4 separate regions of the Homo sapiens genome follow, and all the other regions are linked to region 1. Evidence: chromatin loops called from intact Hi-C (ENCODE). Cell type or tissue: dorsolateral prefrontal cortex. All regions are shown on one strand. Each heading gives the region's core, and the rest is flanking DNA. Links, peaks and the distances in the headings are about the cores only.

Evidence for each region. Hi-C counts contacts between places; a loop is a spot of excess contacts. Peaks named below come from ENCODE experiments on the same cell type or tissue, not always from the same donor. Only the 100,000 strongest peaks of a DNase experiment are listed, where the experiment ranks them.
Region 2: a loop joins it to region 1, with 3 times the contacts of the local background. A loop is called at or near these places in 19 of 110 quality-filtered maps.
Region 3: it touches region 1 in a loop (9-fold over the local background); 45 of 110 quality-filtered maps call a loop at or near these places.
Region 4: it touches region 1 in a loop (8-fold over the local background); 16 of 110 quality-filtered maps call a loop at or near these places.

The regions. Positions count from the first base shown.
Region 1 is chr2:3,299,318-3,307,314 of GRCh38, reverse strand. The region is part of intron 3 of EIPR1 (EARP complex and GARP complex interacting protein 1); the gene reads left to right. Among named protein-coding and RNA genes, the nearest start is that of EIPR1, 75 kb to the left of the region's middle. RefSeq lists a silencer at 485-655. In dorsolateral prefrontal cortex, for the core only: CTCF peaks have their summits at 3,319 and 3,519 (motif pointing right); DNase peaks (open chromatin) are centred at 3,554 and 3,858; H3K4me3 peaks cover 729 bases; H3K27ac peaks cover 512 bases.
Region 2 is chr2:3,197,566-3,205,562 of GRCh38, reverse strand. The region is part of intron 5 of EIPR1 (EARP complex and GARP complex interacting protein 1); the gene reads left to right. Among named protein-coding and RNA genes, the nearest start is that of LINC01250, 76 kb to the right of the region's middle. RefSeq lists enhancers at 4,588-5,144, 6,429-6,967, 7,131-7,425. In dorsolateral prefrontal cortex, for the core only: no CTCF peak of the experiment used is centred there; no DNase peak of the experiment used is centred there; H3K27ac peaks cover 617 bases.
Region 3 is chr2:2,997,598-3,005,594 of GRCh38, reverse strand. The region is part of intron 3 of LINC01250 (long intergenic non-protein coding RNA 1250); the gene reads left to right. Among named protein-coding and RNA genes, the nearest start is that of LINC01250, 120 kb to the left of the region's middle. In dorsolateral prefrontal cortex, for the core only: CTCF peaks have their summits at 3,632 and 3,831 (motif pointing left); no DNase peak of the experiment used is centred there.
Region 4 is chr2:1,851,156-1,859,152 of GRCh38, reverse strand. It overlaps MYT1L (myelin transcription factor 1 like), which reads left to right. Exons shown (of 25, transcript NM_001303052.2): 19 at 7,450-7,512. LOC107985838 (a long non-coding RNA gene) reads right to left here. Exons shown (of 4, transcript XR_007086191.1): 4 at 7,489-7,555. Among named protein-coding and RNA genes, the nearest start is that of PXDN, 110 kb to the right of the region's middle. In dorsolateral prefrontal cortex, for the core only: CTCF peaks have their summits at 2,496, 3,950 and 4,152; DNase peaks (open chromatin) are centred at 3,782 and 4,182; H3K4me3 peaks cover 1,227 bases; H3K27ac peaks cover 2,798 bases.

The sequences.
Region 1 (7,997 bases), core at 1,415-6,414:
TGGGTGAGGGCTGGGAGGGGCTGTCTGGAGTTTTTGACACATATTGGAATTTGGGCTGGGCACAGTGGCTCACACCTGTAATCCCAGCACTTTGGGAGGCTGAGGTAGGCGGATCATTTGAGGTCAGGAGTTTGAGACCAGCCTGTCCAACATGGTAGAACCCCATCTCTACTAAAATACAAAAATTAGCAGGGTGTGGTGGCAGGCGCCTGTAATCCCATCTACTCAGGAGGCTGAGACAGGAGAATCACTTGAACCCAGGAGGGGGAGGTTGCAGTGAGCCCGGATCACGCCACTCCAGCCTGGGCAATAGAGCAAGACTCCCTCCAAAAAAATAAATAAATTAAAAAAAAAATAAAAAGATTGGAGTTTGAAACCGTATATTTATGTACATCCTAAATAGCAAATATAGGAAAAGGAGTTCTCTTTTTTGACTCTATAACTATACAGTACAGTTGACTTTGAACAACATGGGTTTGGACTGGGGGGGTCCACTTACGCATGGATTTTCTTCTGCCTCTGCTGCCCCTGAGGCAGCAAGACCAACACCTCCTCTTCCTCCTCCTCAGTCTGCTCAGTGTGAAGACGACAGGATGAAGAGCTTTATGATGATCCCACTTCCACTTAATGAATAGTCAATATATTTTCTCTTCCTTATGATCTTCCTAAAAATGTTTTCTTTTCTCTAGCTACTTAATTATAACAATATAGTCTGTAATACATTTGTCATACAAAATATGTTAATCTACTATTTATGTTAGTACAGCTTCTGGGCAACAGTGGGCTATTAGTAGTTAAGTTTTTGGGGAGCCAAAAGTTACACACAGATTTTTCAGTTGTGTTGGGGTTTGGTGCCCCTAAACTGTGTGTTGTTTATGGCCCAACCGTAATTTCATAAAGAAAACCAAACTTCTTATGACAAAAAGTAATATATGATATCACCAAAAACGAGTGACCAGGGAATAAGTTAAAGAATCTTAGATAATGAATTCTGCATAAAACACTAACCTGGGAAACAGAAGGGGGGAAAAGAGAACAAATCCAACCAAATATCCATAGAAACCCAGAATGTGGGAAAGGTGTGTACAGCGCTGTTCAGAGGAGCCAAGGGAAGGGGCGGGGCGGGACCCAGGCCACCGCTAGCATGACGAAATGATGACTTCGGGCCTCTGTCCCTCAGGCTGAATGCGTCTGCGCTGGGTGCCCATGCAGCTCACCCCAGTTTCGTTTTTGTGTCTGTCAATAAGTTCAGCACAGTATTGTTTGTAAAAGGCGTGGCTTTACATTGTAGTGGGCTCAGACCCAAGTGACTGCCTCGGAACTCAGTAGAAAGGGGGGAAGCAGCGATTTGAAATTTTCAGGTCATAGAATTGGCGTGATGATGGTAATATGTAACAAGGAGTCATCTTGTAGGAAAATACAGAATAAATAGGAAAGAAAGGAGAACAGAGCCTATGAACCGCCTGGGAGGAGGTGAGAATTTATCAGAAATGGATATGACAGACACTTAGAAGACTGTCTGGATATAGACATAAATGAAAGGGGTGAGTTGAAACTGTCAGATCACTTTCAGCCTGGCTGTGGGAGAGATTGTGGCGGTGTCGTCAATGGTGAGGGCCTTTCTGGAGGGCGGGCAGGTCCCCCTTTGTCTGTCTTTCCCCGTCTCCTGCACCTGCTCCTCCCCAGGGTTGTCAGGTCTGTGAAGGTGGCCCCAGTCCGTTACTCAATGGGGGCACAGGACAGGAGTGGAGGGCTGAACTGGACGGCAGTGGAGGGTTGAACTGGATGGGAGTGGAGGGTTGAACTGGACAGGAGTGGAGGGCTGAACTGACGGGAGTGGAGGGTTGAACTGGACGGGATTGGAGGGCTGAACAGGACGGGAGTGGAAGGTTGAACTAGATGGGATTGGAGGGTTGAACTGGACGGGAGTGGAGGGCTGAACTGATGGGACTGGAGGGCTGAACGGGATGGAAGTGGAGGGCTGAACTGGACGGGAGTGGAGGGTTGAACTGGACGGGACTGGAGGGCTGAACTGGACGGGAGTGGAGGGCTGAACTGTACGGGAGTGGAAGGTTGAACTGGACGGGATTGGAGGGCTGAACAGGACGGGAGTGGAAGGTTGAACTGGATGGGATTGGAGGGTTGAACTGGACGGGAGTGGAGGGCTGAACTGATGGGACTGGAGGGCTGAACTGGACGGGAGTGGAGGGCTGAACTGGTTGGGAGTGGAGGGTTGAACTGGACGGGAGTGGAGGGTTGAACTGGACGGGAGTGGAGGGTTGAACTGGACAGGAGTGGAGGGTTGAACTGGACGGGAGTGGAGGGTTGAACTGGACGGGAGTGGAGAGTTGAACTGGACGGGATTGGAGGGCTGAACTGGACGGGACTGGAGGGTTGAACTGGACGGGATTGGAGGGTTGAACTGGACGGGAATGGAGGGCTGAACTGGATGGCAGTGGAGGGCTGAACTGGACGGGACTGGAGGGCTGAACTGGACGGGAGTGGAGGGCTGAATTGGACGGGACTGGATGGCTGAACTGGACGGGACTGGAGGGCTGAACTGGACAGGAGTGGAGGGCTGAATTGGACGGGACTGAAGGGCTGAATTGGACGGGAGTGGAGGGTTGAACAGGACGGGAGTGGAGGGCTGAACTGGACGGGACTGGAGGGCTGAACTGGACGGGAGTGGAGGGCTGAATTGGACGGGAGTGGAAGGTTGAACTGGACGGGATTGGAGGGCTGAACAGGACGGGAGTGGAAGGTTGAACTGGATGGGATTGGAGGGTTGAACTGGACGGGAGTGGAGGGCTGAACTGATGGGACTGGAGGGCTGAACTGGACGGGAGTGGAGGGCTGAATTGGACGGGACTGAAGGGCTGAATTGGACGGGAGTGGAGGGTTGAACAGGACGGGAGTGGAGGGCTGAACTGCAGGTGTCAGGATCACATAGTCTTGGTTGCTGGATGTGGAGCAGAACCATGTCTTCTGATGAGGTTGCCTGGGTGATTCTGAGAAACGCTGGGAACCCTGGACACTTTGTTCCTCAGCCCTGGCCATCTCAACTCCGATCTCGCCAGACCACCTCCCCGCGCACAGCACGCTGTTCCCTGGATCTCTGCAGCCTTGCGTGGCGCTCCGTGGGGTCTTGGGAAGATCATCTCTGTGGCTTCACCGCTGCCTGTCCGCGTGCCTGGGCGTTTCCAGCCCTTCAGATGGATCCTTTCTGTGTGAACTTGGTGACCGTGTCTGTCTTCCTACATCAGAGTCAGCAAATCACACAGTGGGGATTTTGTAACAGGAAATCTTTTCAAACCATGCAACAAGTACTGTAAATCGGAGATTTGAGTGATAGGGTTTTATGAGAATCTTCATTATTCAACCCAAATTATATGACTGTATAAGATTTTTAACAGTCTTCCTTTGACAGCGATTGACTCTTTGGGGTTATACTCTGTCTGTTATGGCTGGTCAGCCTGCTGTGATTCCCGGTCCTCCCAGCACCCGATGGATCCCGCCGTCTGCCAGCAGAGGGCGAAGCTTCCCGGGCGCAGAGGCCGCACCGTATCACGTGTCGTCTATTGTGTTCACGGTGCCGGGAAACACTCAGAAGTCAGGTTGCCGGCGTCTGGCGGGTTTGTGGCTGCTCCTTATCTTTGGAGTAGTCTTCCTGTGCTTGGGGAAATTTCCTAGGTTATTAGTCGCATTTCCCAATATGAAAATAAGAAATCTATTTTCCAGTTTCGCTGTGACCCGACTCTGCTGGCCTGAGCATTTGGGTGAGACTGATTCAGACGTGGCAGCGTGAGGGGACAGTGGGGGCTGCCACTGCTGCTGTGAGTGGCGGTCGAGGTGGCAGCAGTGCCGGTGACTTCCAGGTGGTGGTCGGTCCCTGGCACGCAGCAGCCTAAGGCAGCAGCAGAGCTGTGGGGTGGCTTCCTTTGTGCTGGATGGGGGCCGCAGAGACTCCCCTGCTGGGCCATGGCCCTGGTGAGGCTCCGAGCTTGGCCCCCAGAGGCTCCCCTTAGCCTGGCCCTCGGCATGGCTGGTGAGAGTGAGCTGCCTGGCACCCCTCCCCTTCCACCCAGCCCCTCACGTTGATCTCCTTTTCTGCTTAATCAGCCGGAGCCAGCTTTTGTGAATTGCAACTAAAAGTGCAGCAAATACACGTGACGTTGGGCTGTGTAAGTCCCCAGGCTGGGGATGGTTACATAGGTGGACACAAGGGCACTGGCTGTCACCACAACTGAGTGCAGCTGTGAGCCAGCGCCACTGTCACTTTTCAGCGGTCTTCATATTTAATCTCCACAACTCTTGAGTCACAATTTCAGTTTTACAGATGAAAAAAACGGAGTCAGATTTCGTGTCCCTGCTGTGGCTGCCCAGGCCCTCCCTCCTGCTGACCTTGGCCCTGGAGCTTCTGCCCTTTTCCTCTGTTCTGTTCTCAGTATTGATCCCTCTCTGCTGCATGCCAGACGCCCTGCTGGAGCGCCCCGAGCTCAGCCATGCAGACACGGCTGGCCTGGCCTTTGGGAGCCTGTCGTCTGATGGGAAGACAGACACAAAGCAAGCAGTTCACCCAGAGTGACAGTGACAAGGTGGCGGGGGTTCCAGGATGCAGGGAGGGCTGTGGATCCGCAGCGGGCCTGGGCTTCTGGCAATGGCCACTGCAATGGGGCACAACCTCTGGTTCCGCGACGTCACGTCACTGCCATCGCTGTCTTCATCCGGCCTGTCGCCATCCACCAACTGCACTCAGGATCAGCTTGCTAAAGCCCAGCAGCAGAAGGAGAAGCAGCCAACAGAAAAGAACTGGGAGGCAAAGAAAGGAGAGTGTGGTGCTGGGAGGATGAGACAGCATGAGAAAGCCAAGGACCTGGATTTCAGAAGAGGGATTGTCTTCTAATTGCTTGAAACCGCAGTTTGCCACTCACCACACGTTTTATTTAAATTTAAATTTTAATTAATTGTTAACATTTAAATTTTTTGTAGAGACAGGGTCTTGCTGTGCTGCCCAGGCTTCACCAGAACCACAGAATATCAGGCGGTGACTCTGATCCTGTGATTCATTAGACATTGGCCCAGAGGCACCCTCGTTAAACTCAAAGCTGATTGAGTTTAGGAAATCAGGGGTTTTCTTTTTGCTGTATGCCGGAAAGTTTTCAGGTGGCTGGATCTGGAACCCCAAGTCGCTGAGGGAGTATTCTATACACAGGTTTCTTGAATTCAGTTCCACTCTGGAGATTTTCCCACTGCTGGCGTGGCCTCAGGAGCCCTGTAAAAGAGTCCTGTGAGCTTCTGCTTTATCGCATCTGGCAGTCTCTCCGCCTTCAGAGCCCTCATGGTGGTCCTGTCAAATCCTAACTGATGCGCTGCTCCGCCTTCTGGCCTCCTGACCCTTGTTTTAGAAGTGAGAAGCCCAGATGTGAGTTCTAAATTTGTTTTTATTCCCACGTGTTCCTGATAGAAACACCTACCACATCTAACACCTAAGACATTTTAAATGGTGGGTTTGAGTATCCACAGGTATCAAAGATGACTAACCATCCCTTGCCACTTGTCACTTTATTTTTATCCTACTGTGTTATTTTATCACCTTGAGACTGTATTTAATCAGTCTCTGAAATGAAAATAAGAGGTTTGAGGTGTCAAACAAATATTATAAGACCAGAAACACTTTTCTCGTTTGGTTTTGTTTTTAACACAGTTCAGGTATGTTTGGCCACCATTGTGGGTACCTGAGTAAGAACTAATTACTCAATAATGAGCCTGGCCCACTTGGAAGAAGAAAGAGCATTGTCTGACTTAGTGACCTGGCCTGGGAGACTCCTCAGTGTTCAGATGGCTGTCCCCTGGCAGGCACAGGGAGTGAAGGCCAGTTCTCCTTGGAGCATTCTCTAACTTAGTGACCTGGCCTGGGAGACTCCTCAGTGTTCAGATGGCTGTCCCCTGGCAGGCACAGGGAGTGAAGGCCAGTTCTCCTTGGAGTCCCCGGGACCTGCCTCCATGCTTGTTGTTGTGAAGGGGTCAGAAAGAAGATGTGTGTTTGTTGCCGTCTACTGCATCTCACTTGGAACTGAGTCACTCATCCCGGAAGCTGCATCTGAAAAGCAAGGCTCATTGCGGAATCTCATGCAGACACAGAGGAACTTGCGTGCCCGTGATGCTGACCTCTGCTTGTCCAAAGAAACTGTCATTTCCCAAAACATTTTTGGAACTTTTCTTTCAGAAATGCTCTAAAAGTCAGCTTCAGTGCCATCTGAGAAAATCTCTCTGCTGTGTTTTTGTAGGATACTTTTTGGCTCCTGATAATTTAGCCCTATGAATCATCTTTTTCATTCATCAGGCTGGCCTCTGAGATTTTTGACTATTTTGAGAACTGTACCCTGAAAAACAAGATTTCTCCTAATGAAGAACACACAGAAGCCTGTGCTGTTGGAATTGGCACTGTCCGGAGTTCACAGGTTCACTCGCTCACTCGCTGTTTATAACCCATGACATATATACTCTCTTGTAGAAAACATGCCTGGGCGACAGCTGGTTTACAAACGCTTTTGGACCATTAGGTATTTGTATGATTGGGACATCGGGACTTCCCAGCATCATCCAGAAATAAGTGCATTGTGTGTACCTTCTTGTTTTTGTTTTTGGTTGATTCTTTTTTTTTTTCATGGAAATGGTATTGGCAAGAAGGCTGTTTGATAGGGTATTAGCGCGAAAGCCCATTTGACCCTGAAGTACAGCCTTGAGAAACGGACACATTGGAGAGGCTGTGAGGCAAGGATGTGGCCGTGGACATGCAGGTGGCATTGAGGCGAGACTGCTGGGAGCCCAGTCCAGGCTTTTTAGGGAGCAATGATGAAGGCACTGTAAGAGCAGAGGAGGGGTGCTTGCATCCTGAAGCTGAGGCACTGACGAGAAGGAGAGGGGGCGGGCCTGTGTAAAGGCATTTAGATAGACCTGTGCTGGAAAGACCAGAAGCCAGCCATTCATATGTAATCACTGTCTAGGTACAAAGGAGAGTACATGTGTTACAGGGGAAACTGTCGTTTTAATGGACCAAATAGAATTTTGGAGTTTTGACATCTTAAAACTAGTTTTCCATAATATAGGACATTCATTTTGCAATTGTGAAAACTGGGAGGTTAAAAGTCTTGTTTGGGATTTCACAGGGTTGAATTATATGAAATTGCTGAAATTTGACCCTTTTTGACCTATAAGAATGGCAGTTTCATATGGTTCAAACTATTGATTTAGTGATCCAGCCACAGCTGTCTGCACTGGAGTTTGCGCTTTGCCAGGCCAGGCTGCATACCTCACTGGGGAATCTTAGGGTCCCTGTCAAGAGGCACCTTGGAGACCAAATAGTGTGACTCTTGCGTCATAAATTTGCTGAGTCTGGGCTCTGAGCACTTGAGTGACTGGCCCAGGATCACTCGACTGTGAGTGGTGGTGCCGAGACTGGGAACGAGATCCTTTTCACTCACTGCCTAGAGAACCAAGCTTTCTACAGACTGTCAAGAGAGGGAATGCAGCTTGGTGAATGACATCTTAGGGACGTATAAGATTGCATGTAAACTGCCAGGTTGTCTGTCTTCCGTGATTTGGCAAAACCTAAGAAGAGCTTACATAGCTTACACGTATGGCCATAACTCAAAGTGTGTGTGTGTGTGTGTGTGTGTGTGTGTGTGTGAGAGAGAGAGAGAGAGAGAGAAAATATTTTCCTTTCTGAAATTTAAAACATACAAATGGGAATTTCAGCAGGCTATAGTGTCAAAGTCAATAGTATGATTTGCCCATTAAAACAAAAAGCCAATCTAATCCAAGGACTCTCTTTTCCTAAGAGAAGGAGATATTCGTAACAAGGCCGCGCCCAGTCAGATCACATCCATGTGGCATCCAGCTCTCAGAATGCCATCAGCAGAGCCCCAAGCAGAGTCGCTGGGACAATGAGCTGACCCAGGGCCGAGCACTGCAGGACAAGGGGCCAGGACAGTGAG
Region 2 (7,997 bases), core at 1,155-6,154, 100 kb after region 1:
TTATCTGCTATAACAAGAAGCTTGGAAATAAAGTGATTCAGTGTCTCCACAGCATGAAGGCCTCAGCTGCTTTGCATCTTTCCACTCTGCCATATCCACATGTGACTGCTTTCTGCCTTCATGACTGCAAGGCAGCTGCAGCAGTTCCAGCCATCACATGCAGACTCCCACGGTTCCAGTGCAGAGAAAGCAGATTTCTCTGCATCTCTGTTTGTAAGGAAGGCCTTTGTTAGAGGTGCCTCTGTCCAGTTGTCAGACATAATGGCAAGTCATGTCTAAACTAGTCATTGGCGAGAACAGTTTCCTCCTGCTCAGCTCAGAGCAGTGTCAGTCCCTGAGGATGGGATGGGAACGGGCTCAGGGTGGGATGGTCATGGCCGTTTTGTAAGCCAGCCCCTCCCGCTTGCCGTGCAGCCCAGGGTGCACAACCTGGGACACGCCTGCACCAGGTGCTTCATACGTCCTGCGCCCTAGACACCACAGCCTTGCTGTTTCTTCACCCTGCTGTTCTCTGTCCAAGGTGAGAGGGTGGTGCGTGCTTCCCTCTGCTGGTCCTCCATTTTCCTTGGTATTGGTCAGCGTGCATGTAGTAGGGTCTGCTGTGAGTGCGGCCTGCAAGTAGTAGGGTCTGCTGGGAGCACAGTCCTACATGTAGTAGGGTCTGCTGTGAGCACGGCCTACACGTAGTAGGGTCTGCTGGGAGTGCGCCTGCATGTAGTAGGGTCTGCTGTGAGCGCAGTGCTGTGTTCTCTGTAGTTTTCCTGTCCTCCAAATCAAGCCACCCTTGTCAGCTCTGTGGCTCTTGATGGCAGGAAATACAGCTTTTTGTCTCTCAAAATCTTCCGCTGAGACTCTTCTTAGATATGCTCCACATGAACTGCTAAAGACGATGCCAGGCACGTCATTTTGCTCGTTAGGAGGTGTATTCTTTTGTTCACATTCTGGCATTAGTAACATCTCCCTTGAAAGTTTTGTGGGCGCCTTTAATCATTCCTTTTGGACCAGGAAGCACTGAATATTCTTCTTTAATGTCGAAAAACAGATTACTGCATGCATTGCACCCTGTGGAGTTCTTGCTGAGTGCTGTCTCCATGTCCCCAGGAAACCAAAAATTGTGATTGATTAACCTTACAACTTACACTGCACCGTCTGCCCTGAGTAGACCCTCAGAAATTGATGGTGAAATATCTTTCAGGCTTTTATTAAAATTTACCTTCCAGGCTTCTCTGCACCTGTGAGTGTGAAGTTTTCAGGGCCTGGGAGTACAGGCGTTAGCATGACCAATGGAGTGGAGTCAGGTGACAGATCCTGTTTCTGCCTCCAGCTGGCTGTGGCCACAGGCAGCTCACCCACTCTCCCTGGGTTCTAGTTTTCCCAGCTGTGCAGTAAGGGGGGCCACAGCCCGCCTCTGAGCTGCTGAGATCCATCAGGGTCTCCCCTTATCTGGGGGCATCTCCCTTTCACCTCTGGTCAGTGCCTCGTGTTAGTCTGTCTGTTGCTGGAACAGATGACCTCAAAGTGCTCAGCACGGCCCACGTGTGTGACCTCAGCTTTTGTGTGGATAACCTGGAATCCAAGCACACCTCAGCTAGGTCCTCTGCTTGAAGCCTCCCTCGCATGAGGCTGTGGTCTCAGGGTCAGTGGGGCTGGGCTTGCTGCTGGTCGGATGTGGCTCCTTCTGGGCTGCTGGACTGAGGGCCTGGATTCCTCCAGCTGTTGGCCAGAGGCCGCCCTCAGCTCCTGGCCGTGTGGCCCCACAGTGTGGAGCTTGCCTCATCCCAGCCAGCAAGATGAAGCCCAGATCTCTTCTCATCTAATCCGCTGAGGGACCCCGCCCTGCGGTGCTGGTCAGAGGCCAGCCGCTCTGGGGCAGGGACTCCATAGGCCACCAAGTCCGAGGGCCATCCCAGACGCTGCCGACCATGGGCCTCTTCTGCCTCCGGCTTCCCTGGTTTTCAGCCTCCTCATGTCACAGCTTCACCTCTGCCAGCTCTGCTTTTTTTATCTACCCTCCAGCTGGAGGAGGCGCCCCGACTGCGGGCTCTCCTGTCCGACTCAGTGCTGTGCTGTCCCGGCCTCCTGGCCTGGTCTGTTTTGTCGCTGACTACCGGCACGTGGTTCCCCTTCAATCAGGTTTATTTACGTTACCTATCTCTCTGCCTTGGTGAGGCTTTTGTTTTTGCCAGGAATGGCTCACTCCTGTGTTTCACTGATGTAGGTTCTGTTCAGTCTGTAACGCCCATCGCAGTTCCTAAGCCTCATGAAAGCTTTCCCTAGTTACTCTAACCTGGATGAGTTCTACTTTATTTGAAATCCCTCTCAACGTACGTTATTATCATTCACCCTGGCTCTGTCACTTGTTAGCTTTTAAAACATTGTACAAGTATTTACTTGTTCCAAGCCTCAGTTTTCTCATCTGTCAAATGGTGATATTCACATCTACATCATGTGACTTGTGATAATTTCACTAGGAAATGAGCATAAATGCTCCGCACAGGGCCTGGCATTGAGTAACTGATAACGAGTTGTATTTGTTGAGTGATTTCTTTTCATTGCACACATTTACCTCGGCAGCCAGACACCGAGTGTGAGAACAAAAACCACATCTGCTGTCATGGCACTCGGCACGGCTGAGGAGCTTGCTCAATAAATACTTGTTGATCAGCTGCAAGGCTAATTGGTAGTTGGTTGATGGCTTAATTAATTAACTTACTCTTTCAAAAATCTAGACGAGTCCTTAAGCTGAAGGTTAGGATGTGTTTTATCCCGTGGGTTTTGGACGCAAGCGGTGCTCCATTTTGCTGACTGAACTTCTGCAAGGAGCACTTACGGAGTTAGAAGTTGAAGTGCAAGAGCTTGGGATGGCAGAATAGCTCTGTTGGGGGCTCAGCTTGCATTGCTCGGCTCAAGATTTCGGGCCTTCCCCTTCTGGAATGGCCCTGTGGTGTTTCGCACACACGAGTCATCAAGAACTTGTCCAGGCCACTCTGCCGAATTTGCATTACCTTCTAAAGGTGTGACCTTGTGTTTCTGTCTTCTAAAGAGTTTCATAATGAACCAATATAGTTAGTAGAAAGTTAACTGGAACACAGTATCGATTAGTTAGAAACAATATCCAGCCTTTTCATTATATCTGCTAGTTGGTCTTTTTTACTGTATTCATTGTCATCAATGGATAATCATTAACCTGATAAGTAGGTCTTCAGAAAGCTGAAATAGTACCTGTAAAAAATTTCACTTGACTTTTTTCTGTTTACCTAAAGGGAATACTACAAAGGTATTTCTTCATTCATATTGTCCATGTGGAAGTTAAGACATTGAACCTAGGCCGGGTGCGGTGGCTCACGCCTGTAATCCCAGCACTTTGGGAGGCCGAGGCGGACGGATCACAAGGTCAGAAGATCGAGACCATCCTGGCTAACATGGTGAAACCCCGTCTCTACTAAAAATACAAAAAATTAGCCGGGCGTGGTGGCGGGCGCCTGTAGTCCCAGCTACTCGGGAGGCTGAGGCAGGAGAATGGCGTGAACCCCGGGAATTGGAGCTTGCAGTGAGCCGAGATCGCGCCACTGCACTCCAGCCTGGGTGGCAGAGTGAGACTCCGTCTCAAAAAATAAATAAATAATAAAAAATAAAATAAAATAAAAAGACATTGAACCTAACTAACTGTAAGTTGCCAAAGTTAAAGCCAAAAATTAGCTCACCCTGTGTTTCTGAAATAATGTGTACACTCGAATCATTGCTAGTTTTTGACGTAATGTTGCTACCAATTCTTCTCTTTAGGAAACTGTATTCCATCATTGCTGTTGGCAATGTTTATTTTGACCTACTCCCCAACTGGCTTTTACTAAAGGTTTTCTTGTGGCTTAGCGTTTAGGGTCGTGAATTTTCCAGCTCTGTTTTCTTCCTCGGTAGCTTTGCAAGGGGGACCCTCTCCTTGGCTCCTGTGTGTCACCCTGCACACTATATGGTTCCTTGGAGCTTGCTGTGGGAGCCACGCTCTCCCTCCCTGCAGTGCCTGTGCCCCCGCTCTGTGTCTGGGTCCATGCTGAGTGTATCTGGGAGCCCGCCTCCCGCACCAGCTGGAAAAGCTGCACCCTTGCCGCAAACGTAATGAGAAGGAAGAGATGCTGTAAAATCTGATGGAGTGAAATAGGAAGGTGGGAGGCGCCTCTGATTTTATGCGCAGAGCACTCCCCTCTTTTGTTAACATCCCCCCTCCGCCATGGTTGATTGTTCCTGGCGAGTGCCTGGCCCGGCTGTGCCAGTCTACCTCCTTCTCCAGGAATTTGGGGTGAGGTCTAAGGGTTGGCTCATCTTTGGGTGCCTGATCAGGGGGATGTCAGGCCCTGGTGTTCCCGGCGCTTTTGCCTCCTGCCCTGTGCACATACGGGAGCCAGGCCGGAGTGAGAGAAAGAGAAACGGAGCAGGTGTGGAGAGAGGGGCCCAGCTCAGGGTGGGAGCACGTGCCTGGGGCTCGGCAGCCCCAAAGCCCAATGTGGTTCCTACCTCTTGGTCCCGAGACACCCCAGGCTCCTCAGGTTCAATTTCCCTTTGCTAGCGCTAGTTTGAGTCCAGCGTCCGAGCTGCTGCACATGCTGCCGTCACCATGCGGAGTGCCCAGGCCCTGCCACCTCCCTGCCCATAGCCCAGACCTGCCCAGCCTTTCTGGTTCGGTCACTCTGTCCTGCTGACAGCTGGCCTGGACCCTGGCTGTCCTCACCAAGTTCAGTGCTTGGTTCCAGCCCTGCCCCCACTGTTCTGCCTGGTGCTGTGTCGGCTGCCTTGGTGAGCCTACCAGACTCACCGCGGATGCCTTGGCCTGGTGTTCATGACTCAAGCTTAATCCTGCCGTGCTCACACGTGCTTGTGCGTTCTGGTGTCTGCCCCTGCCCCCCTCCCTGCCCCGCCCCTGTGTCCACCTTTCAGTTCTGGACAGGCTTCCCGAGGCCCCACACGTGGCGGCTGCTCCCACCTCCTCCTCTGTGTGCTCCTGGCGTTTTCCTGCTTGGTCCGTGTGTGGGATGCATGCCTGCCAACTGTCCCCACACAGCAGGAATGCAATTAACATTTCCTGCACGGAGCAGAAATAGCCCTTCAGCTTACTGTGGAGAGAGGATCAGTAAGTCACCCTTGGCACATACGACAGTAGAGCGGATAGTTTACCAGGGATATCGTAAAACAAAAGCCCCGCGCTTTTCCTAAGGAGACATCCTTTGACTTCCTGAAAGTCACTTGGTTGTGGGGATGAAAGTGGTGGGCCAGGCTGGGCAGGGACCTGGGCACAGGGGAGCTGGGCCGGGGGCACACAGGAGGCTCTCCATAAACAAAAGAAGGAGCCCATCGGCAGCCATCCGCTTGGGGCTGGGAGGGAGCGGACAGGTCCACTCCTCGGCAACACCCAGCCTGCTGGTGCCCCTGTCCAAGCGATTCCTAGAGAGCTCCTCTGACTATCACCATGGCTATTCTTCTCCCAGCTCTTAGTGAGGCCCCAGGTGCCACCTCAGCCCTAACCCCCTTGTCTGTACCCAGATGTGGACACATACTCTCCCCATGCATGCCCAGATGCAGACACACCCGTCACCTCTACCTAGATGTGGACACACCCCCCAATGCGTGCCCAGATGTGGACACCCCCCCATGTGTGCCCAGATGCAGACACACCCCCCATGCCTGCCCAGATGCAGACACACCCATGTCACCTCTGCCCAGATGCAGACACACCCCGTCACCTCTGCCCAGATGTGGACACCCCCCCATGCGTGCCCAGATGCAGACACACCCCTGTCACCTCTGCCCAGATGTGGACACACCCCTCCCCATGCGTGCCCAGATGCAGACACACCCATGTCACCTCTGCCCAGATGTGGACACAGCCCTGTTACCTCTGTCCAGATGTGGACACGCCCCCCATAGCTGCTCAGATGCAGACACAACCTCCTCGCTTCTGCCCAGATATGGAGTCATGGGTACCCTGTCCCCCCAGTGGGTCTCTTGTGTCCCCACCTTCTCTTGACCTCTTCTCACCACCACAAGGTGTTGCAGGAAGTCAGGGACTGCGAACAGAGGGACCTGCTGAAGCCGTGACAGAAGAACATAAATTGTGAAGATTTCATGGACATTTATCACTTCCCCAATCAATGCTCTTATAATTTCCTATGCCTGTCTTTACTTTAATCTCTTAATCCCGTCATCTTCGTAAGCTGAGGATGTATGTTGCCTCAGGACCCTGTGATGATTGCATTAACTGCACACATTGTTCGTAAAGCATGTGTGTTTGAACAATATGAAATCTGGGCACCTTAAGAACAGGATAACAGCAATTTTCAGGGAACAAGGGACAATCGTAAAGTCTGGCTGCCTGGGAGCCGGGTGGAACAGAGCCATATTTCTCTTATTACCAAAACGGATAAGATAAATATCGCTGAATTCTTTCCCCAGTAAGGAATATTAATAATTAACAGCCCGGGAAAAGAATGCATTCCCGGGGCGGGGGGGGGGCCCTCTAAAATGGCCACTCTGGGGGTGTCTGCCATATGCAGTTGCAGATGAGGGATGAAACACACCCTGGCCTCCTGCAGTGCCCCCAGGCTTGCTAGGATTAGGAAATTCCAGCCTGGCGAATTCTAGTCAGATGGGTTCTCTGCTCTTGAACCCTGTTAAGATGTTTATCAATGACAATGCAAGCACAGTGGGACATGGAAGTTCATTAGTGGTTGTAGTTTCGCCCTGACCTTGTGATCTCACCCTGACCTTCTGCCTTGTGATCTTCTGTTGCCCTTGGAGCATGTGATCTCTGTGACCCACACCCTATTCGTACACTCCCTCCCCTTTGAAAATTGCTAATAAAAACTTGCTGGTTTTACGGCTCACGGGGCATCATGGAACCTGCTGACATGTGATGTCTCCCCCAGACACCCAGCTTTAAAATTTCTCTCTTTTGTACTCTTTCCCTTTATTTCTCAGACCGACCGACACAGGGAAAATAGAAAAGAACCTACGTTGAATTATCGGGGGTGGGTTCCCCCGATAACAAGGCTCTGCAAGGATGGTGGCTTTCAGTTTCCAAAAATGTTTCCTAAGCATCAGAGCAGGCTTTCGGAGTGGGAGGTGAAGATGTGGCTCTTCCTGGGCCCGAGGCCTCTTCTCCCTGACTGAGCGCAGTGTCTGCGTCTCTCACTGATGACCGCCTTTCTCGGCTTCTGACCAGGACTGTTTTGAGTTCTCAGTCTCTCGCACAGCCCATTTGCATAGGACTGGGGGGACACCAGGTCTTGTAGCTCACGCCTCCCAGTGGCCACCTCTGAAATTGGGAGGCCTCTTGCTGGGAGACACCAGGAGCATCTGCAGCCAGTGCGCTCTTTCCAGAAAGCCCTTTACCTGTGGCTTAGACGGTGCCCTATTTCTCACTGGGAACTGCCCGTCTTTCTGTTCTGAGTGGTGGTTTCCAGGCAGAGCCCCTGCCTGTCTATGCAGTGGGCACTCACTCTGTGGGGACCTCTGGGACTTGTTCACCCCGAGCCTGGGTACCCAACCTGCCCTGGCCAGCAAAGCCCCTCGGTAAATCTTGTGAGATGCTGAATAAACTCCAGCACCAGCTCGGTCATTGGGCCTCTCACGGCCTGTCTAGCAGCTCGTTTGGACCTGCCCTCAGCCTGGCCAGGCCCGCCTCACCAGCCACCTGCCTCAGGCTCCTCTCAGAGGGCTCTGAAGAGCACAGCTGGTTTGAAAGTTAACGGAATTAGTGGTGGGAACTGTGTCCCTCAGGAGGACTTGGGGGCAGGTGTGACAGAGGACCCTGGGGCAGACCTGGATGCTTCCTGCCTTTAACAGTCATCCTGTGCATTGAAATTCAACCCCCAAATTGAAATAACGATGCAGCCAACATGCTCAGCCTTTGTGCATGAAATCCTAGGCGAGCAGAGAAACGAGCTGGGGATCTTCTTGCAGGCTCACAACTGGGCCCCACCCTCTTTTAGGCAGGGGGAGGTTTTAGC
Region 3 (7,997 bases), core at 959-5,958, 300 kb after region 1:
AATTTCACCACATCCTTAATTTGGAGGGAAGCCAACTGTGCGGGTGAGTTGGCAGTTTGTTCTAGGACTAATACGAATATTGGGGCAGAACCACAGAAAAATTAAAGAGGCAACAGTGGATAAGTTTCACACATCCTCACACTGAGAAAGCATTTTGAATCCTAAGCAGAATGAATAAATGAATAAAGACAAATGTAGCTAAGAATGCTACAGTAGGCCAGGCGCGGTGGCTCATGCCTGTAATCCCAGCACTTTAGGAGGCCGAGGTGGGCGGATCACGAGGTCAGAAGATCGAGAGCATCCTGGCTAACATGGTGAAACCCCGTCTCTACTAAAAATACAAAAAAATTAGCCGGGCGTGGTGGCGGGCGCCTATAGTCCCAGCTACTTGGGAGGCTGAGGCAGGAGAATGGCATGAACCTGGGAGGCAGAACTTGCAGTGAGCTGAGATTGCGCCACTGCACTCCAGCCTGGGTGACAGAGCGAGACTCCGTCTAAAAAAAAAAAAAAAAAAAAGAATGCTACAGTAACAATATTAAGGACAAACAGAATCATGAAAGCTGAGAGACAGAGAGAGAGAGAGAGCGAATCCCAGATAACCTACGAAGAAAGAACAACAATTAAAGCGACTTTCCCATTACCAACCACAGGACAGCTGAAGGTGGAAGACAATGGAGTGTCTTCAGTGGGTTAAGAACAGGCTTGCAATGCTGTACCACGCTGACTTTCATTCAAAGTTGAGGGCAATATGAAAAGCATTTTCAGACACACTAAATGTGCTTGCTCATAAAAAAGAACAACTAAAGGATAGCTCCAGTAAGAAGAAAAGCACACCTAGAGGGGAAGAAGTGGCAGAAAGAAGAAATGACAATTAAATAGGTGAGAAAAGAAAAGTTTTATGTGAGGAATGCAAGTCTTTTTCATTACCAGCCCCAGAGAGACATTAAAAGGAGACAGCAACCAGTCCCCACTTCTCCTTCCCTTGAGCTGTGCACCCGTCTCTCAAAGCGGCCTGCTTTTGCTACAGGTTGCTATGAATTAACCTAATAATGCTGTGCTGGACGTTATAACCCATATCCTGTCGACTAACAATGTGTAGCCAATCACTACTTAGTACTGTTCCTGTAAGCCAGTAAGATTCCTGACCAACAACTTTGCATCAGCCCACTCTCTGTTCCCCTTTTCCTTTAAAAGTCCACTCGGAACTGTGGCTAATCTGAGCGTAGATTCAGGCAACTTGAGTCCATGCTCTTGGGTGCGGTCCTCAAGCTTGCCCTGTATCAATCCTTTACTGACATTCATGTTGCCTCCCCTTCTTCCTATTGGATAAACATGAGTAAAATCATATTGCTGTGAAAGTGTTATAGGTATTTTTTCATAATTTTAAAGCAAGACGGATTGAAAATACACATTAGACAACAGTAATGTGAAATTTGGGAGAGGGGTTTTGTAGGAAAATTATGGATTCGTAAGTTTTTGTTTGGCGACAGTGTATGAAAATCGACTAACTTTATATTTTGTTAGCAAATACAAAAAATATGGAAGTTGGAAAAAATAAAAGTAATCACTAAAATAATAGAAAGGAATATAATACTTTTAGGGAAGTGGAGGAAAAATAGGGATTGAAAAGACGATGACTTACCTAATAGAAGGCAGAAAAAAGAAGTACAGTAGAAAAATTAAAGATAATACATGGAGAACACAGAATAAGGTGGTAGAAATTTATCAGTAATCATGGTAAGTGAAAACAGATAAAATTCACTTCTTAAGAGACAAGAGACTTGATATTGAAAAAATCCTGCCATATGCAATTTGTAAGGCATGCTTAAAGCACAGTTACACTTAAAGGTTGAGGATAAAATCTTAGGAAAATGCATACAGAAAAATATCATCTGAAACAAAATTAATGTAGCTATGTTATGGAATAAAGTATATTTTTAGGAAAAGTTATGCATATAATAGATGATAAGAGCAATAATCTGTCAGTAACACACTGCAATTACAACCTTGTGTGAACCTAACTTTGCAATCTTGCAAACTGTATGACATAATTCAACACAATTACAAGTAGAAGTTGAAAAATCAGTAATCAGAGTGGGAGTGATTACTAAGGCTCACTGATAGAAGAGGGTGACAAAAAGTAGAGCTGTAGATTATTAAATAATACAACTAATCTTGATTGTATACACACATGTGCAAATAACAAATAATGCATATATTCATTAATAAATAGAAGATTTAAAAAACTATTCATAAGTGGGCCACAAAGGAATTCTCAATAAATTCAAGAAATTTATATAATAAAGATCATCATTGCTGACAATGGCACAATACAATTAGAGATAAAAGGTGAAATACCATTTTGTCCCCCAAATCACACATTTGAAAATCAAGCTTATAATTATTAAAAATCATAATGGTCATGATATGATTCCATTTGCTTGTGTGTGCACACGTGTACATGAGTGCATGTGCATAAGAACATGGGAAGGTGGTATGTGATGGATAATTAGCAACATAGAAGATGGTCATTTAAAAGTGGTGACATTCAAGTATTTTTAAAAATATTCTTCACTATGCTTTTATTTAGTCATTGTTTTTCCATGGAACATGGTTTATATCTATTGTAGATATCGATATATATTGACATATATCTAGTATTTATATTATATTAATTTAAATTTATATCTATTATAAACAAATAGAATTTTTATTGTGAAAATAATTCAAAATAATTTATTTTTAAAAATACAATTGAATAAAAAGTGAAATTCTTTGTATTGAACAATAACAAATGCACTAGGCATCTAAATAGCAAAGGAAAGTTCTTAGTTTTAAGTACAAATATTCAAAAAATTATTAATAGACTTCAATTAAAGAAAATAAACAATCGAATTAATTTCAAATAAAGCACAAAGGAGAACATAACAAATATAAAAGCAAGAGGAATACAATAGAAAATAACACATCACTAGAGATGGCTTAAAAATTAGTTTTTCCAAAAATAAAAATAAAAATGTTGATTTAAATAAAAAGAGAAAATGCAGGCTAAGTGGTATTAGAAACACACGAACATACACAAGATCGAACTATAAATTAGATGGAAGTAAACAAGAAAGACAGAATACAGGCATTCCTCACTTTGTGTGGCTCCCATAGGCAGGAATTCGTTAATGTGGTTGGTTAAATAGTATCTGTTCCCACAGGCACACAATAAATGCCTGTGAACCTTCACAGGATATGGTGGACAGTGGCTTTTATTTGCCTACTTGTCTGAGGCAAGGACATTTTAATTCATATTTGGGCTCCTCTATCCTGTTGTGAAATTTTGGAGGGTGTAGGGAGAACTGCCGGGTGACCTGAGAGAGTTTGCCCGTACAGTTGTCACTCTAGTTTGTGTGTTCATGTTTGGATACTGGATCAGAGTAAAGCTCGCATTGATCACAGTCTCTTCCTTTCTCCATCATCCCTGTTGGTAAATCACATTGTTCACACGCCCTCCCTCCATTGTCTTTTGAGCCTGAATTAGTGAGCATGGCTAACATCTGAAGAGGTCACGCAGTGAGCAGGGGGGAATCGAAAACCAGAACAAACCCATCTCCATGTATCCTGGCAGGCAAGCTTGTGCATCCTCAAGACTGCCCTCCCGAGAGAGAACTCGCCCATGAATCTTAAAGGATTTCCGTCTACTATTGATTTGTGGCCTGTCAGCATCCAACCGGTTAATTTAATTTGATGCAAAAGCATGCGGAACTGAGAGCGAACCCAGTATGTCTGGGCAGGGAGATGGGGCAGAACGTGGTCAGTAGCTAAGAAAACCTCACCACCTACTGGCAGGGAGAAGAGTGGAGGAAGCTCACAGCGTCCTTCTGGTTCTGTGGGAAGTCATGTTCACTTAGAAGGTTTCGAGGCAGGAAAAACTGTTTTCTTAGTCTAAAATGATGACTTGAGTTATTAATTATGTTATTAATATGTAGAAAAATCTGAATTAAAAAATCTGAGACCATATTCAGGCAAAATGTTGGTCACAAATTTCTGACAGTTTATTCTCCAAATATACTTAGCCTTTTGTTTTTCTAAGTGGGTTTTTGCCCCACTGCTTTTTCTTCCTCCTGCATCTCCCAAAGTTCTCGGCTGGAGCAGAGGGGCTGTTCTAATACTCCAGACTCTGTTGAGTCCAAACTCCAGAGGAAATTTACACATTTACATCAGCAGGTAGGTGAATGTACAGCGTCTTTGGTTCTTCTCTGATTTAGACCATTTATTCTTCAGTTACTTCACAGAGATTTGTTTGTTTGTTTCAAAAACATCAATAGTAACAAAAACTCAGTTTGACTGAAAGTTGCACCATCCCCTAGCATTGCTGTCGCTCTCTTCTTTCAAACTAGGGATGGCTCTCATGACGTCAGTCCCCAAATCAGGTTGGGCTTTCATAAAGAACCTTGTGTTCTTTGAAGGAAAAAACTCTCCTGACAAAAAAATGGTATCAAATTCCCGTTTAAGGACATGGCAATACGTTTGTGCTAATAGCAATGTTATGTGCAGACAAAGCCATGGCTCATAAACATAACAGCTTGATCCTCCAAACTGTGGATTGAGAGATGGCTTTTTTTATACGGGTACTCCCTCTCCGACGGTGGCTGGTTTAGGAACTGGCAGTGTCACCTTTGACCACTGAAGTTTGAGGGCAGAGATGCTGGCGTACTTCTGGGAGATCTTTGGTGCTCTTAAAACATTTCTATTCTTAAGCTCTTTTGTGCTGTTTGAATTTTTACAGCCTGAAATATACAACTTAATATATATAGATGTCATATAATTTATTCAGCATTCAGATTGTTTTTAGCATTTTATTTTTATTTTTTTCTCATGAACAATTTCACATTTGATCTCTCCATATAGATATATATACACACACACTGTGCATACACAGACATCCACACATATCTATACATAGATGTGTACGTGTCTGTCTGCATACACATGTTGGGGCTTTGAAAAAGATCTCACTAGCCAGGTGTGGTGGCAGGTGCCTGTAATCCCAGCTACTCAGGAGGCTGAGGCAGGAGAATCGCTTGAACCCAGGCAGTGGAGGTTGCAGTGAGCTGAGATCGCACCACTTCTGTATTCCAGCCTGGATGAAAGAGCGAGACTCTGTTAAAAAAAAAGAAAAAGGAAAAAAAAAGAAAAAATGTCACTAGGTGAATGGGCAGGTCAAACGCTGTGTGCAATGTTGAGATGAATGGGTGTTGCCAGGTCAGTCTCCAAGGCCGTCCTCTGATCAGCACATCTGGTTGTGTTCATTTGCCTGCACCCGTGTCAGTCCTGGAATGAGTAAAGATTTTAAAGACATGGGTTCATCTGATGATAAGCATGCCTCTTTCTTTTCGGATTCCTCGAGCAGTCGGGTGTCTTTTCATGGGAACATATCTATCAGTTGCATTTCCTCTGTCCTGAATTGTCTATTCATAGATTGTGTCCATTTTTCTTGGGTTGAATTCCATTCTTTTTTTTTTTTTTCGAGGCAGGGTCTCGCTCTGTCACCCAGGCTGGAATGCAGTGGCGCGATCTGGGCTCACTGCAAGCTCTGCCTCCCGGGTTCACACCATTCTCCTGCCTCAGCCTCCTGAGTAGCTGGGACTACAGGCCCCTGCCACCACACCCAGCTAATTTTTTTGTATTTTTTTAGTAGAGACAGGGTTTCACCGTGTTAGCCAGGATGGTCTCAATCTCCTGACCTCATGATCCACCTGCCTTGGCCTCCCAAAGTGCTGGGATTACAGGTGTGAGCCACTGTGCTCTGCCGAATTCCACTCTTAATGCTTGTTTTTTTTCCTATTTTATAGTCATGTCTTAGAATAAATGCCTGTATAAAAGAAAAAAATTACCATTCAAGAAGAAAATTAATTCTTAGCAAAAATTTTGAATTTTCTTCCATTGCGTACTGAAGGCCTACATTTCATCCATTTGAGATTCAAAACAAGTTTCTATTTAATAAAATATTATTATAAAATGCTAAACTATTAATTAAAATATTAATTTTACTGTATTATATTTTATCTCTGGGAAATAAATGAGCATTGGAAGGAGTGGAGAATACTTTTAAGATAATTGTTTTAGGTAATAGTATTTTAATTGTAAATACAATTACAGATTTTCTTTGCAGTGAACAATTTTATATCATGAAAACTTCATTTTGGTTTTCTAGTGTGACATACCATTCATGCCCATAATTAGATTTCTCAAAACTGACACTTCTTTCTGAATCTTCATGCTTTTTAAGGGAATACCTGCTCAGCGACAATCCGAATTAATCAGTTGTGACTGACTTAAACGAAGCCTAATTGCCTTATTGCGGGCGCTTATTTGTCTAACAAACCTGAATGAGGCCAGTGGCCCGCAGCCCTGCACGGGATGTTTTACATTGTGTCGCTGGGGCTGCTGTGATTGGTCACTTGGAGCCTGGACACCCAGCTGTTCGTGGGTCATTGGTTGGTTTTTCTTATTTGGGGAGAAAATAAATGAGAGTGTTCTTCTTGGCAGATGATGATATTCCCAAATTTCCTTCTCAATATGCAGAATGAAATGGATTGTGAAATGGAATCCACTGGGAATTGAATTCTTTTTGTCATTCTTTTCTTCAAGAATGCACCTTGCACTCTGATAGAAAATTGTTCATTAATCCCCACAGAATGACCAATTTTCCAATGCAGTCACTCAAGGGTACTAGAGCTATAAAAAATTTCCAAAGACCTTGGCTGCCATTAATTGCTTGCTGTGGCTTTCATCAGGCTGTGCATCCCCACAAAGGACTCCGAGTCCCTGCTCATCACCATCTCCAGGTTGTTTGCTTTATTATTATTATTATCTCCAGTTTGTTTGCTTTATTATTATTATTATTATCTCCAGGTTGTTTGCTTTATTATTATTATTATTATTTTACCAAATTGTGAACAATATCTTCTGAGCACTGTGAGGCTGAGACAGAATTTTCAGGGCATAAAATAGCCACAGCCTGGGAAGGATCCACTGTTACTTAGTATCGGAGTCGAGCCACCCATGGGGTGATGTTGGATAAAATAGGAGGCAGTTTGGGGAATAGGTTATATATTTAATTATGTTAATTCTGAATATTAGAAAGGCAAGTGGCGCCCGAGAAAGTTGAATCTAGGATCAAATCTTATGAAAGGAAGTGAGATTCATTTGAAAATAAGGGAAAGGACTGGTTGGTAACTATGGTGAGAGCTCACTTAGAGGTGGCAGTGGGAAAGCCTTGGCTTTCCTCGGCTGTGACTTATATGGGGTCACACAGAGGCTCTGGAGGGTCAGTCGTGGTGGAACCAAGGTCTGGAGAATGGATGGATTAAGGTCCAGTGACATGAAATATGACCGGGCTAGACAATTAAATTTATGAAATTTTCTTGGCACCTGTTTCTTGGAATAGCAAAATGTTTCCTCTCCAGAACTGTGGCTCCCACTGAATGAATTGCAGTGTTTCAATCCCAGGAAGGCAGGATTAAAGCTGCAGACTCGAGATAAAACCCCAGCTCTGTGATATAGCCCCGGATGTGCCATTCCTGCATTCCGAACTCTGTGCCTTATCTGTAAATAAGAAAATACTACCAACCTTGCAGGACTATTATGAAAATTAAATAACATAAACATATAGGAGAGCATTTTGTAAATCGGAATGGAGTAAACAATTGCACAGCAGCCACACACTCGGCCCGACTATGGTGCTGGCATGGCTGGCTGTATTAGTCTGTTCTCGCACTGCTATAAAGAAATACCTGAAACTGGGTAATTTATAAAGAGAAGAGGTTTAACTGGTTCATGGTTCCACGTGCTGTACAGAAAGCATGGCTGGAGAAGCCTCAGGAAACTTACAATCATGGTGGAAGGTGAAGGGGAAACAGGTATGTCCTACACGCCAGAGGAGGAGGAAGTGAAGGGGGAGGTGCTTCACACTTTTAAACAACCAGACCTCGTGCGAACTCACT
Region 4 (7,997 bases), core at 1,334-6,333, 1.4 Mb after region 1:
AACCCTCACCTGACTTTCAGGAAACCAAGCCGAATGGGAGACCCTCTAAGAATCTCAGGGACAAAGCCTCCCGGGAGACCCAGAGTGGCTGAAGCTTAGTGACAAGAGCACCCTCCCCCAGGCTGTCAGGGTGTGTGTGCAGCACTCTTGCAGTATCTGGTACTTCCAAGTAGCAGGCATGCCGCCGCACCCTTTCCTAATGAGAGGCTTTGGGAAAGGGAATTCGGAGAGGGCACCGGGCAGGGAGGCTGAGGTGCCTATGGGGGAGGCAGCAGAGACTCCACCCGGGAGAAGGTAGCAAAAGGTGGCTTGGAAAATATCAACGCCCCATGCGGGATCTTGCACTGCTGTATTAGCGTGGGAGAAAGTGCAAAATACGCATACTTCACATGGAATTCCAAAAGAAGACAAAATCACTGAATGTCTTACAAACTGCAGAGTGATTTACAAGAATTGCCTTTCCGTGAATTTTAGGAAATCTCTTTAAGAAATTGGCCAGAAGTGATACAGGATAGTTGTTTCCCAGCATCCCTGGGGGGTTGGTTCCAGGACCCCTGAGGATACCAAATCCAAGGGGGCTCCTGTCCCTGCTACCAGCTGCACACATCCTCTCATGCATTTTAACTTTCTCTGGATTACATACAATTCTTAATACAAAGTAAAGGCTATTGATGGAGTTGTTATAGCGTATTTTTAAAATTTGTATTATTTTTATTGTTTTTTATCATTTTTCTCTGAATATTTTTGATCTTTCATTGGTTGAATCTGAGGATGTGGAGCAGTCGGATGCAGAGGATCAGCTCTGAACTGCTTACTCCTAAGTAGCCTGGTCTCTTTCTGTTTGGAAAGAAAGTTGCAGCAGTGCAGACTAAAAATGGGTATCGAGCCTTTTTCTCCTATTTGAAATGTCTTTATTTTGCCTTTCTCTACATTTCTTTATTGTTTCCCATTTATATGACAACAAGAATCAAAATTAAAAAATATATTTAGGCTGTGTGTGGTGGCTTACGCCCATAATCCCAGCACTTTGGGAGGCCAAGGCGGGCAGATTACTTGAGGTCAGGAGTTTGAGACCAGCCTGGCCCACATGGCGAAACCCCTGTCTCTACAAAAATACAAAAGATTAGCTGGGTATGGTGGTGCATGCCCGTAATCCCAGCTGCTGGGAAGGCTGAGACAGGAGAATCACTTGAACCTGGGAGGAGGAGGTTGCAGTGAGCCGAGATTGCACCACTGTACTCCAGCCTGGGCAACAGAGTGAGACTCTGTCTCAAATTAAAAAAAAAAAAATAGTAATATGTATTTTAAAAAATTTTTTTTACCATGTCTCTGGTGCTTCGGAGCAATACATATTTTTAGAACCAGATCTGTTTAGGTGAAAAACAAGTTTTAAAATTGAAATTTCCATGTAAGTGGGGCAAAGGCTTATTCACGTGGCCAGAATCATTCTGATTTACAAATATGTTTTTCTCCTATAGGTAAGGCCTGATTATACATTTTTGTTATTTTGTTTTAATTCGGGGGATAAAGAAAAAAATCTATTTTTTCATATTTTGTGTTTTACTACTTAAGTCTCCATGATAGAGCTACCATGAAACAAAGGAATGAAAAAAGACACATGAAAGGGGCTTTCTGAGAAATTCTTAGAAGAACTCAAAGTCTCTCCATCTGACATTTGCATTATTACTCCAAATATTCAATGTTGTTCTGTACATTTTAGCTGCTGAGCTCAAAATCCGGGGAGCCTTTGAGGAATGACTCAATTAGATGAGGGCAGCCTCAGAGATCATTAATCCAGACAGAGCTGAAACATTCTGGGAGTCCTTTTAGCCTTCATTTAGAAGACTTTTAAAAAAAATAAATAAGTAGTTAACTCAATCAAGATGAGAGATTGTGCGTCTCTTCCAGGTAGTTCTCCCTTTAGACTGATTTGGAGATAGATGATGGTGGACCCACTGGGTCTTGGCCCGCAGTCATGCTCCTGTAAGATGCTGAGTCACGCTGGGAGGACTCCCAGGCCCTGATGACTGGCTGGGTCTTGCCTCGTGTTCATGCTCCTGTGAAACACTGAGTCAGGCTGGGAGGACTCCCAGGCCCTGCCTCCCAGGCCTGTGGCCTCTGAGCCTCCGCGTGCACTTGCTCTGCAGGTGATGGTGGGAGGTTGTCCTCACTGACTCTGGGTGTTCAACACGTGTGTCTAACAAAAGCATGTGGCAGCTTGTCCTGACCCCTGGACAATGAATGTCTGTGCTGTGGGCTCTTTCCTGGCCTCTGTCTCCAGGAGTCTCTGCCTTGTTTTCTAACAGCATTGATGTAAAGTGGGTTTAGGCAGTAAAATGTGCTGTACTGTGAGCATCCATTTAACTAGAGGCAGCCCTATCCTGAAGAGCATGTCGTGCTTTCAATGCCTTGCTTAGTAGAACTGCAAGCATTTATTTAATTTCCATACTATTTCCTTTTGAAAGAGAGAGGATGGGATGATAGACCCTAGAGGGAGCACTTTCAAGACATTCGTATGAATAACTGGCTACAATACAGCCTCAGTCGGTAGACACAGCTGTTTCATGTACACCACCCTGCTTCAGGTTATGGTTTTGTAAATGGGAGGGAATCCGCACAGCAATGGGTTTATGTCCTGGGAAGGACACATCAGAGGGCATCTGAAAAGCCAGTTGGTGAGCGTCCCAGCTGCGTGATGTGCACCAATGGAAAACAATATGATTTTTTTATGATGATGTATTCTAATGCCTAGATTTCGAGCTCTTCTTTTATGTTAGCCGACACATCTTATGACCTCCATGGACGTGTGGTCAATGCCGCTTCTTACACAGGCTCACAGAGATTGTTTCTTTGGTGGTGAATAGTAAAGACAAGGCCAGGAGCACAAAGGGGACAAGGGGTCAAGTCCAAGGGTTCCTCAGATGCCTCAGATCTGCAAAAGCAACAGGAACAGATGTTTCTACCTGACAAGGGCTCTTGCCTTAAAGTCAGAGTTCCAAATGCTTCTGAGCGTCCCTGTCTTTTACTTTTTGTTTTCTTGTTGTTGCTTGGGTGGTTTTGTTTTGTTTTGTTTTGTTTTTTTAGAATTCGCCTGAATTCTGCACGTTGGCTGTAATGTAAATACTGCTTAAAATATTTTATTATGATTTTTCCATCACCACTCGTAAATGTCTATACAAGACACATTTTTTCAACCAGATAGTAATATGTACAACCAAAAGTTATTTTCTCTTAATATGTACAACCAAAAGTTATTTTTTCTTCAATTCTTCTTCCTTTTTTTTTATTTTTTATTTCTCTTAAATTCTTAATCTCAGGCAAACCCATGACCAGAGATGAAGCAAGATCAGGACTATTTTTGTCTTGAAAATATCCGTGGGGCAGCTCGTGTGGGTTTCAAGATTATTTGTTCATCATCTTCTTTCTCCAGTTGTTTTTAGCAATAGTATCTTTGGAATAGAAAAGAAAATATATACATATGTATATATAACCAAGCGTTTTATTTAATGCAAGTTTACACCTTAACCATCTACAGGAACTTAAAATAGCCTTGCTGTTATTGTTCGTGGTAACTGTCAGGAAAGCAGGCGGGGCGCTAGGTGAGTGGTGCTCTTTCCAACCCCACTCTGCTCCCCAGCAGCCTGAGTGCTGCAGCGCTGAGAGCCGCAGCCTCCCTGAAAGGGAGCTGAGAGGCCGTTTCCATGGAAACCCAGTCAATCTCTTCTGCCATTTCCAAACCCAAGCTGTGCAGCACAGGCTGCCATCTGATTCTATCCACGGGGGATGCTGATTGTCCCACCTGGGCTTCCTTCGTGGAAAAGGCAATGCTCCTAGATGGGCAGATACAAATCGCGTGTTTGTAAATCGATTTCACGCCACGCCCGTGGTCGAGGATCCTGGAGCTGACTCCGTTTGAGAGGCGAAGATCCCTTTTGTTAGATGAACAGTCACTTCCCCATCCATCGACTTCAGAACATTGTATTTTTTTAATGTTGAGATTTCTTAAAGCTAGGAAATTTGTATGTAAATCTATGAGTTTTTAAAGAGCCTTAAATTCTTGAACAGTAACATAAAAATGGATACCAAGAGCGGTTGGAAGGAGGAACCCTTGAAAAGCCATTCTGGGCTGCCTTATGTGGTCTAGAAGCACCACCTAAAGACGGAAAAGCTGAATTACCACCCCCGAAAACCGGGGGCTGGTTATCTCAGGGAGACACAGCCAGTGTTTCCAGCATGTCTCTGCTCTGGGCGCTAGTGAGGACGTTGAGGGCAGCCTGAACTGTGGCGTTCACAGGAACCTATGCAGGCGGGTGGAGAGGCGTCTCAAGAGAAGGAGACGACGTCAGGCCCAGGAGGACTGTGAGCCTTCTCGGGCCAAACAGCTTCCCCACATTCATTCACGCGGCTAGCAAGTGGCACGCCTGGGATGAACGCCCCACCCGCCCAACTCGAAATCCTGGAAATGAGAACAATCCTTTTAAGAGAGAAAAGCCTCCTTCCAATGATTTTTTTCTTCCTCAGTACAGTGAAAGCTCTAAAAATGAGCTAAATCAATATAGTTTTGTTTGTTTTCATGATGAAAAAGGACATTTTAAAAACTTTTTTTACTGAAACCTAATTTGATTTTAAAATTAAGGGCATAGCACTCATCTAACCCCATTGGTGTAGACTTCAGCAGCACACTTGCTATTTTCCGTTAATCTCATAACACAGATACATTTGAGCTTGCAGTCTGCACCTGAGTAGTGCTTATTTAGCGGACTTGGGTAGAGCCCTCCATATGTATCATTAATCTCTTTACATAATCACATTTAATGATGGCCCAGTAATCTCAAAAAAAGCCCTACTTTAAAGACTAATCAATAAACAAAACAAAACTCACAGTGTTCCCCCGCCACCCTCCAAGTTAGCAGTTGTGAGTTGTATTTATACTGAGACCTAATGTTTTCAAAGTAGTTCAGGTTCTCCAACAGCCCCATCCCACCCGAGAAATGCAGCAAGAGTCATCAATTATTTTATTCTACCCTCCCAAATTTTATTAATCCAGTGTTCTTTGGATTTTTAAGATATAAATTGGGAAAGTGCTATTAATAAGCTTTTTAAAAAGGCATATTCTCCTATAACAAGAAGGACACATAAACCAAGCAATAAAAGTATTTGACAGGACATTAAGTTGCCACAGGTGCTGGTTAAAACACCTATTTTCTTATCAAACAATGGATTATACTTTCATAAATGACATTTAAACACATAAAAACTACCACAAAAACTTTTATAGGTAGTAAAAATATGATTTTCACTGAATTATTTGGCTATAATATCTCACTTTAAATTTGAGCAGAAGAGTCAACTTCCTTCTGCCCCAACAAAAAAGAACATCTCAAAAATGTTTAGCCATATTAAAATGAATAAATTTTAAATAAACATGCACTATGTACTTGAATTAGAAAGTTTAAGAATCTTTTTCTTTTCTTAAGCAAAAAGTAATACCAAGTATGTATTGGTGGCTGGTAGGAAAAATTTGTTTCTTGATACATTTTTAATACAGATACATGCACCACGATTAGCTTCTCTTGGATAGAATGATTTTTGTTGCTTTCAAATGTCTTCCTATGTAAGCATATGGGTTTGGAGTTTACCCACATAAGGTGTCATTTGAAAAACCAGCTAGTTAAGTTCAGTCATTTATTTTTTAGACAATAATTACTTAGCAACTGACTGAATAGTCTTACGATCAAACTTTAAGTATATGTGAACAGCTGTTACTTGAACAAAAATCAGGTCTAACAATTGGATTTGGAGTTGTTGCTCATGATATGCAGACGCTGTTTGAAATACCTCATCACTGTTCTGCCCCAAACTCCTCTTTTAAAATCCCCAGTTCCCCTTAGGCTGAAGAGCAGTGATGGGAGCACACAGAAGAACCCTTTACTGCTTCTTCACTCAGTGACCCTCTCATTCTCCCCGGGAGCAGGTCATAAATTAGACTTTTCCTCTAATATGATGTGGAAAACATCCACTTCTATACCCTGAGATCTAGAGTTCTGTTCCCTTTCTTAGGACTAAAGGAGAGTACTGAAAACCATTTACACATCCAAGTATCAAAATGTGACATTCATACACTTAAAATTCGGCCAATGTCATGTGTTCCCACTCTAATCCCTGCCATTCTCCTCTGATCTTGAGAAAGCCCACCTGTAAGCAAGCACTTTGCCGTCCTGGTCTCAGCCCCCAGTACCCTATCCATAGTGACTTTCTGAGTGGAAAGCAAATTGAAATCTCTAGGAGCAGTAGACATGTATTAAAATATTTTTAAATTGTGATTCTTGATCTTGACAAGAATTCGGGTACTCACTGAGGTGGGAAGGGGCATGGAGTATGCTTTGATGCTTCCTACTAGGTGTAATATTGCTCACTAAGTTGCTTTCTCCTTGTCATTTTTGGAGAATTACAAATGTAATGGAAATAAAGGGAATTTTTTCTTAATTTTTACATTCATGGTGGGCGCAAATGCAACTGAAATAGCTCAAAGTGAAAATGTGTTTGCGGTGTGATCTCATTATTCTTGAGACAGCATAGTTAAGAAGTTGATCTCATTATTCTTGAGACAGCATAGTTAAGAAGTTATATGGAGGGCAATATAATTATAAAGCTCTTTTTCTTAAAAAAAGTCTCTGATTAGAGAAATAGCAAGACCTTAATTAAGAAACGGGATGGGGTTGCCTCGGTAGGCTTCAGCAGATGAGTGTATGTCCCCATGAACTGTTCAGAGCCTCTCCACTGACTGACCTGGTGGATCTGAACTGATTTATGTTCTTCATGTCGCTCAAGAGTAACAACTATTTTAAGGTCTATCAAACCTGCCTGAGTGCACAGTGGTCATCGGAAAGACAGTCGGCCTGCATTCCCATGGTCCAGATGCGGGTCGATACCCTCACTGCTCCCTGGGACCACCCAGGCTGGCCGCAGCCCTGGCCAGTCTGTGGAAGGGGTGCCTTTGCAGTGCTGGGGTCTGAGTTCAGACTAAAACCATTCTCTCAGACCCCAGGGCATGTCTGTTCATGTGTGAGCCTTGCTTCCCACGTGGGCTGGTGCAGTAACAAGCCCTGTGGTTGCTGGCTCTGCTGAGCTTTAAGAATGAGGGGAGGAAAGGCGGGCTGTTAGGAGGGAATACAGGTTCTAGAATGAGCAGCCTAGGGACCAAAAGTGCGGCATCTGCTCCAGAGACTGTGGGGAGCGGAGCAGCCACGAAGCTCCCGGTGCTCTGGAAGGTGTGTGTGTGGTCATGGTGACTTCCAGCTCCATGAGGGAGCTTCCGGCTCCACTCAGCCTCTTTCAAGTAGGAAGTGAAGCAATAGAGTTAGTTTGCTTTTTGGATTAAAAAAAAGTTAATTGTTCAGGGAACTTTATTTCTTTCCATTTTAACACAATTTGCATTTTTTATTGTAGGTGCCCCACGCCTGGCTGTGATGGTTCTGGACATATCACCGGCAATTATGCTTCTCATCGGAGGTATGTAGAGATGCTACTCTTCTCTCCAAAATGCTCTTTCTCACTGAAATGGCAGGAATATCACTCACGTCAGGCTCCAAGCCTTGCGAAGTTTGACACCATGGGCAAAATTAAGGATCTAGAGACTCTTAGCGCCATAAAGCAGTGACGTCCTCATTGGAGCTTCTCTTAGAAAGCAAACCTTCCTTTTCCAGGGCCACTGGCTCCTCTCAGGACATCTCACATGCAGTGCAAGTGGCCCCACTGAGAAACATTCCACCTATCCAGCTGCACTTCTTTCTAAATTGGAAGAGTAAAGGCAAAAGAACAGTATCTACTATAAGATCCCTGAGAAAAGCCATCAAGAGACACACATTCTAATGCCACTGAGAGTTGGTCTCTTAAATATTAAGATTGGACCACAAAGCTGTACAGTTATTCTAAGCAGAATGTAACATTAAGAAGCACTTAATGTTACAAAGTCTAGGCACTGTCTCTCCCAAAAA